2 separate regions of the Homo sapiens genome follow, and region 2 is linked to region 1. A link is a contact called in ENCODE Hi-C data. All regions are on one chromosome and are shown on one strand. Each heading gives the region's core, a stretch centred on a gene start or an enhancer-like site at or near the end of the contact. The rest is flanking DNA. Distances are from core to core; before and after follow the strand shown. Region 1 holds the start of IQSEC1 (IQ motif and Sec7 domain ArfGEF 1). Region 2 holds the start of WNT7A (Wnt family member 7A).

The links. A loop is a pair of places that touch in the nucleus more often than their neighbours do.
Region 2: a map of mammary epithelial cell shows a loop between it and region 1 (6-fold over the local background). The contact joins the promoter of WNT7A here to the promoter of IQSEC1 in region 1. A Hi-C loop is called at or near these places in 1 of 168 maps with a recorded cell type or tissue (mammary epithelial cell).

Annotation. Positions count from the first base shown.
Region 1 is chr3:13,072,126-13,075,521 of GRCh38, reverse strand. It overlaps IQSEC1 (IQ motif and Sec7 domain ArfGEF 1), which reads left to right and starts at 2,093. Exons shown (of 14, transcript NM_001134382.3): 1 at 2,093-2,530. The coding sequence starts at 2,508. RefSeq lists silencers at 1,718-1,897, 2,018-2,177.
Region 2 is chr3:13,878,707-13,882,303 of GRCh38, reverse strand. It overlaps WNT7A (Wnt family member 7A), which reads left to right and starts at 2,233. Exons shown (of 4, transcript NM_004625.4): 1 at 2,233-2,558. The coding sequence starts at 2,488. RefSeq lists enhancers at 2,255-2,756, 3,259-3,597.

The DNA of each region.
Region 1 (3,396 bases), core at 844-3,343:
GGAAAGGGACACTGGGTGCTCCACACTCAAGGCATCCAATTCACCACTCTGAGCCTGTTTCCGCCTCTGGAAGATGGAAGTGAGAAGAGAATCGCTAGTTGAGCAAGGCGGCTGAGAGGGGCATTGCTCTAGCCCGAGCCAGGCTGTGAGTTAGTCTGGGCTCTGCTGCTGCCTTGATGGGAGACCCCCGTATGTGGTGCAACCCATCTAAGCAGGAGTGGTAATTATGTTCACTTCGTAGGGCGCTTCTGAGAATTCACTGAGACCATGAAACAACTGGACCTGACACAAAGTGAGCCCTCCTGATGCAGTGGCTGAATTTTGATGTTATTAAAATCTTTTGAAACTCCAGTGAGGAGAGGGGTGGGGTGGGCTCTGCAACATGTTAACCCACAGAAATATGAATTCCTCACATGACTCAGGGAGGGAGGTCCGTGCTACAGGAAGATTGGTCATGCATATGGATTCACCTGGAGAGGGCAGATCGGGAAGCGTCATGCAGTTCTGTTCGATGCCTCACCTTGGCCACCTGAGGCCGCAGCTCCAACCTCTGCTCCCTACCAGGACACTGAGCTGGAAGACTGGGGTCCTAGTCCCACCTCTGCCACTCTTTGCTGTGCAACTTTAGGCAAATCGCTCACCCCCTGAGGTTCATTTCCTCCCCTGTAAAGGATGGAATGGAACTCAAGGATGCAGCATCACTCCTTCTAAATTCGGTGAGTGTGAATCTGGAGAGAATGGAAAGAGGAAGGGAAATGGCCCTGTGGGCTGCCATCCACATCCAGCCGATTCCCAGTCTCAACTACTCCCTCTCTCATTTATTCCTCCCAGTGAGGCAGCTTTCAAGCAGTCAAGAACCAAGACTCTGGAGCCAGACTGCCCGCCAGCTATGTGGCTTGGGCCAGTTGCTGAACCTCTGGCTTTAATGCGCTCCCCCGTGAAGTAGGATGATAGTATTAGGCCTCATTGGGGTTGTCTTGAGGATTACCGTGCACGGAAGAATATTATCTACATGCCTCTGAGATAGGTCTGGGATTCCTGGTTTACAGATGAGGAAGCAGAGAGGATCAGATGAACATCAGACAGGAAGAGAGAAATCTGTGTGGGAAAGGCGGGTGTGGGAGCCGAGGATGGATGTGCGCTTCTCCCCTCCACCTCCCTGTCGCACACTGCACCACGCTGGCCTCCTCTGGGCCAGTCAAATACACCAGGCTGCCTTCCGCCTCAGAGCCTTGACGCCAGCTCCTCCCCTGCTTCTTGCGTCATCCGAGTCTCAGCCACACGTGCCTCACAGAGGGCCTTCCCGACCACCCCGTCTGATGGCAGAAGCCTCCTTCCCGCCTCTCTTGGGGTCCCTGCCTCCCCTCTTCCTGCTCTCTTTTCATCCTGATCCTTATCACCACGTGCAATCCTATATCTGCACACTTACTTCCTGGCTTCCCCTTAGACTGTAAACATCATGAGGGCAGATACTTGCCCGGCACATGGAAGGTCCTCGGGAGAGGAAGAGGCACCATAGCTAGACCAGAAATTCTCCCTAGCCACGTGCAGCCCCCTTTGGGACAGGACTGGCACAAACGAGGACTGCTCTGCCATCCACCGTGCAGCTACTGGCGTGGTGCGCCCTCCTGGAACCCCGTGGTATAGCTGTTATGATCCCTTTCACAGTAGCATAATCAAGACTCCCAGGAGAGACGCGGCTTGCCAAGGTCTCATCGCCCTTCAGTGGCAGAGACAGCCTTGGAGTCGGCCGGCCTCACTCCAGGGCCAGAGCCCCGAGAGCTCCGCGGCTCGCGTGTCTCAGTGCCGAAGGCAGAAAAGCCGCCTTGGAAAGTAGTGTCATCGTAGGCTCCGCGCGGCGCGTGCATTTTAGCAACAGACTTCCAGGTTTCCAGCGCGGGCCAGGAAGGGGCCGGCGCCCCGCGCCCCGCCGGGTGTGTGACTTTGCCGCGAGGGCGCAGCCGAGCGGCCGCGCCTGATGCTGCTGTTGCCATGGCGACCAGCGCCTCGGCGATTGGTCCGGCGCGGCCGCACTACGTTGCTCCTTGGGCGCGGGGGGTGGGGGAGGCTCCGGCGCGCCCGCCCCTTCTCCGGATGCTGCGAGAGCAAACCCGGGGCAGCCTTCTCTCGACCCTCCCCTCCTCATCCCCGCGCCCCGCACCCCGGATGGACGGGAGGGAAAAACCCCAAGGTGGGCCCAGGTAGCAGCGAGGTGGACGCCCCCGCCCAGCCTGGCGACCACGGTTACTCGACGTCCTCGCTCGCTCCTGGGCACGGTGTGAGCGCGCGCTACGTGCCAGGGCCCTCCACAGCCCGCTGCTGGCGCCGCCCCCCGCTCCCGCCCCAGCCTCCCTGGAGGAGCCCGCCACCCCCGGGAATGTGACTCGCCCCGCGATTTAATTTTATTCCCCTCCACTTCTTGCCTGAGCCGCCTGCTCCTCTTGGAAACACGTTGAGCCTCCCCGCTGGAGAGGGAGCCAGAACAGGGAAGAACGGATTCACACAGGATGGCTTGCAGAAGACGCTATTTGTGAGTATATGTGGCAGGTTTCTGCCTGAAGCCAGAGGCCAGAGGGGCCCGGCTGAGCTGGGAGCTGGAGTGAGGGGCATCGTTGGGGGAGGGGCAGGTGGATGTGCAGGTGACTTGCAGAGGGAGCTGGCCACCCAGCAGGGATGCCGGCGCTCGGCCCCTGCAGCGGAGGTGTTTGTTGGTGATGACGATGAGAAAAAGGCTATTAGTCAGCAGGTCTTCAGCAGGCTGTGAAATTCCCAACTGTGAGAGCAGGTATCCCCCCTCCCAGATCCACATTCAGGGTGCCCAGACCGGCTCCTACTGTTTTGGCTTTGGTTTAGCCCATAGCCTGTTTAGGAAGAGAATCTCTGCCCAGCACGCCCATGGCCAGCCCTTCAGCCATGCCTGATAGAAGGTCGCAGGCAGGCTGAGGCAGTGGCCAGGATGCTGCGTCCTCCAAGGGCAGGTGAAGGTCCAGCCCACCGTCCCTAGCACGGAGGCATCAGTGTCCAGCTGTGTGCCCAGGTGTTCTGTGGGCTGGCAGCAGAGCGGCTGTGTGCTGGGCCTCACGCCAGCAGCAGAGGCTGTGAAAGTCTGCACGGGGCGGTGACATCACGGGCCCGGGTATTTATGGAAACCAAAGCCTGCGCTTCGGTTAGCCAGGCTTCCCAGGGGGCAGTGGGGTTCGAATGCCAGCTTCCCTCACAGCTCTCTGGGCGCTGCACTGTGCTGTTCTAGGAGGAGCAACCTTTGCCCTCCTCTGGGACCCTCGGCTGCGGGGGTTGAGGCCCAGCGTCAGGTCTCCACCTGCCTAAACTATTTGCCCAGGACCCACTCATTTGGGGCTGTGCAGTGACCTCAGACCTTAGGAGGTTAGAGAGCAT
Region 2 (3,597 bases), core at 984-3,483, 810 kb before region 1:
CTGGGACTGTGGGCTGGAGCAAGCACAGGTGGCCTCTGCCTATGCCTGGGCTTCCTCACAGCATGGTGGCCTCTAGGCCTCTTCCATGGTGGCTCAGGGCCCCAGCACTGGTGCGCCAGCCAACAAAACAAAGACTGCATTGTCTTTTATCGCGAAGACTTGTAATTTTTGAGCATCACTTCTGCTACATCTTATTGGTGGAAGCCATCACAAGCCCACCCAGATTCACGCAGGCAGAGCACAGAGAACCCACTTCTTCATGGGAGGAGTGTCAAATAATTTTGTGGTCATGTTCTAAGAGCACCACCCTAACCCAAACTACCAATGTCTCACCTGGACCCCTACTGTCATCTCCTCTCTGGTCTGCTTGATGGCGCACTTTACTCACCTGTCCCCATTCCCACAGTGTGTTCCCTTAGGACAGCCACGGGGAGCTTTTGAACACACAAATCAGATCAGTCACCCCCTTCTTCATCCCTCCAATGTCCCCAGCTGAACACACCACTGAAATCCAAGCTCCTTGACGTGCCCACACAGCTTTGTGGATCTGTGTATCCCCATCTCCCTTCAAGCTCAGGCCTTCTCTCTCTCTCTATTGCAGCCCACCATCTCCTCCCTGGGGCTCATGCCCACCTCTGAGCTTTTGCACCTGCTGGTCCCCTTCCTGCAGTGCTGGACCCCTGATGCTGTGTCCTTCAGGCCTCACCTCAAATGCCACCTCCTCAGATCTAAAATTAACCCTCCAACACCCAGTATTCCCTCTCCCATCACCCTGCTTAATGGTCTACTATCTGCAACTCTGTTCTTGTTCACTTATCATCTGTCTCCTTCCTGGCCCCAAGAAGAAAGACTGTTGCCTTTCTTCTTCCTTGTGTCCACGGTGCCCACTATCGTGGTTGGCACAGAATATGGAATATGAATGAATACCTGAATGGTGGCTTTCGGGTGTGTGTGTGTGTGTGTGTGTGTGTAATTTAGAAAGGCAATCTTGAAGGATAGTCAGGACTGGGTGCAGGAGGTTACTACAGTTGGGCATACTTTGTTTCCCATATGGTTGTGCCACTCGCTAGCTGGTGACTCTGGGCAAACACCTTCACCTCCTTGAGCCTCAGTGTCTTCAGCTGAAACCTGAGTTCAGATTTGCCAGACCTGGGCATAGGGACAGCAGGTCCAGCAGGAACACCAAGCCAGGACCACAGCCACTCCCAGGGAGCTCAGTCCCTGGAGCCCGAGAGGAACACTCTCCGGAGGCGCAGGCGCAGCCGCTCCTAGAGACTGGGCAACCCCCAGGTGGCAGGCGGGACCGGTCCGTGCAAACAGGGAACAGGTACCCGGAGGATGGACATTCGCTGGCAAAAACATAAACTGCCGCTCGGAGTCTTGGCACCACCCAATTTCCAGGGACGGTTAGACTCCCCCTAGCTCACTGGATGAGGTGTACACCAAAGAAGGGTGTTAGCCCCCTCGGGTCGGCCAGGGCACTCAAAGCATTCTGTTCCCGGGAGCGAGGCCGAGGTGCACCACCCGCCGCGTCCGCCTGGTGACGCCGCGAGCGCGCTCTGAGCGGCCAGCTGCGCCCCTCACGCTCCCGCGGCTCAGGCGCCCCACTGCTGTTCCGCGCGGGGCAACTGGGCCTCAGCCCGACTCAGTCTGTCGGCTAACAGCAGGATCCCAGAGGAGGCTGCCCAACCTGGGCACCCCCTGCCGCCACTCTCGAATAGGTGGGAGTAGGGAAGAAATACACTGAGCCAGTCAGCCCGTCGCTCCGCGAAAGGGGGCGCCCTCCCCTGAAGCTGGGGTTGGGGAACTGGGGTGTGCCCTGTCAGCCCCAGCTCCCTGTTCCGGGCTGGAGGGAGCAGGGCAGCAGACCAAGGCACTAGGCCTCTCGGCCGAGTCTGGTCCACTCCACCCGAGGGCAGCCTCTGGACGCCCACTCGCCCTGCAATCTGCAAGTTAGTGACGGGTGGGGGGCGAGCGGGCTCCTACCGCCTCCAACCGGGCTGTGCTCCCCAGCCTGCCACCTGCACCCCGGAGCAGGGAGGGGGCCCCCGGGAGCGCGCATGGAAAGGCGCGAGCGCGCGCCTTGTGCAGGCGGCCCTGTCCCGCGGGCGCAGGGGCGCTGGGCGGGCGCTCCGGGGAGGCGGGCGGGGGAGGGGGCGGGGGAGGGACGGGGGAAAGGAGGGAGGGGCGGGGGCTGGAGGCAGCAGCGCCCCCGCACTCCCCGCGTCTCGCACACTTGCACCGGTCGCTCGCGCGCAGCCCGGCGTCGCCCCACGCCGCGCTCGCTCCTCCCTCCCTCCTCCCGCTCCGTGGCTCCCGTGCTCCTGGCGAGGCTCAGGCGCGGAGCGCGCGGACGGGCGCACCGACAGACGGCCCCGGGGACGCCTCGGCTCGCGCCTCCCGGGCGGGCTATGTTGATTGCCCCGCCGGGGCCGGCCCGCGGGATCAGCACAGCCCGGCCCGCGGCCCCGGCGGCCAATCGGGACTATGAACCGGAAAGCGCGGCGCTGCCTGGGCCACCTCTTTCTCAGCCTGGGCATGGTCTACCTCCGGATCGGGTAAGGGCTGCCTGCGCCCTTTCCGCGCGTGTTTCGACAAAGTTGGCACGGCCCGGGGAGGGAGGTGTGCCGCCTGCGAGCCTCTGCCGGCCAACTTCCACAGCTTCTCTGAGAGGCCGGGTGGGTGCGGTGTGGGAGCGGTGGACGCACAAAGGCCCCCCGCAGGACACCCCAGGAGATATAGGCAGGGGGACTGGCCATCCTGAGGACGTCTGAGTCTGGAATCCCCCAGGACCAGAGACAGCCGGTAGGGACGCTCCAGCCTGAGGGACTCTGGGGGAGGGCTAGCTGCTGCAAAGGTTCAGCCCATCCCGGGGACCCTTCGGACCCGGGCATAGGGACAGCAGGTCTAGCAGGAACATCAAGCCAGGACCACAGCCAATCTCGGGGAGCTCAGTCCCCGGAGCCCGAGACGAACTCTCTCAGGAGGCGCGGCACAGCCGTTCCTAGAGACTGGGCAGTCCCCAGGTGGCTGGCGGGGCCGGTCCGTGCAAACAGGGAACAGGTACCCAGGAGGAAGGACATTCGCTGGCAAAAACATAAACCGCCGCTCGGAGCCTTGGCACCACCCAATTTCCAGGGGCCCTTAGACTCCCAGAGCCCCTTCCCGGGCCAAGGGGACAGCACGTCCCACCCCCAACAAACACACACAAAGGTGGGACGAGAGGCGGTCTGAGACACAGAGGGAGACAAGCGCTAGAGAGAGGCGGGACACCCCGCCCCCTGGAACTGGGCAGCAGAGGCGGCCGGGCGCGCGAGCAGCCCTCCGGCTTCACCTAGCGTTTCTGTGGAGGTGGGGCTCGGGGGCGCTCTGGCTGGAAGGTGGGAGGGGGCAGCTCGGGACGCGTCCTGGAGCTGCTTGTGCAAAGCCGGTCACCCTTTGTACTTAAGACAACGCGTGTGAGGCTCGGAGCGGTGTGGGGGCGGGGGGATCTGGGCATGGATAGAGGTTCTGGCGCTGAAGGGCCCGCTTGGTAGGTCTCACACACCCTGCCCCTCCAGCCCCCAGCAGTGAACCCATTACCATCCCTTTTGAGGA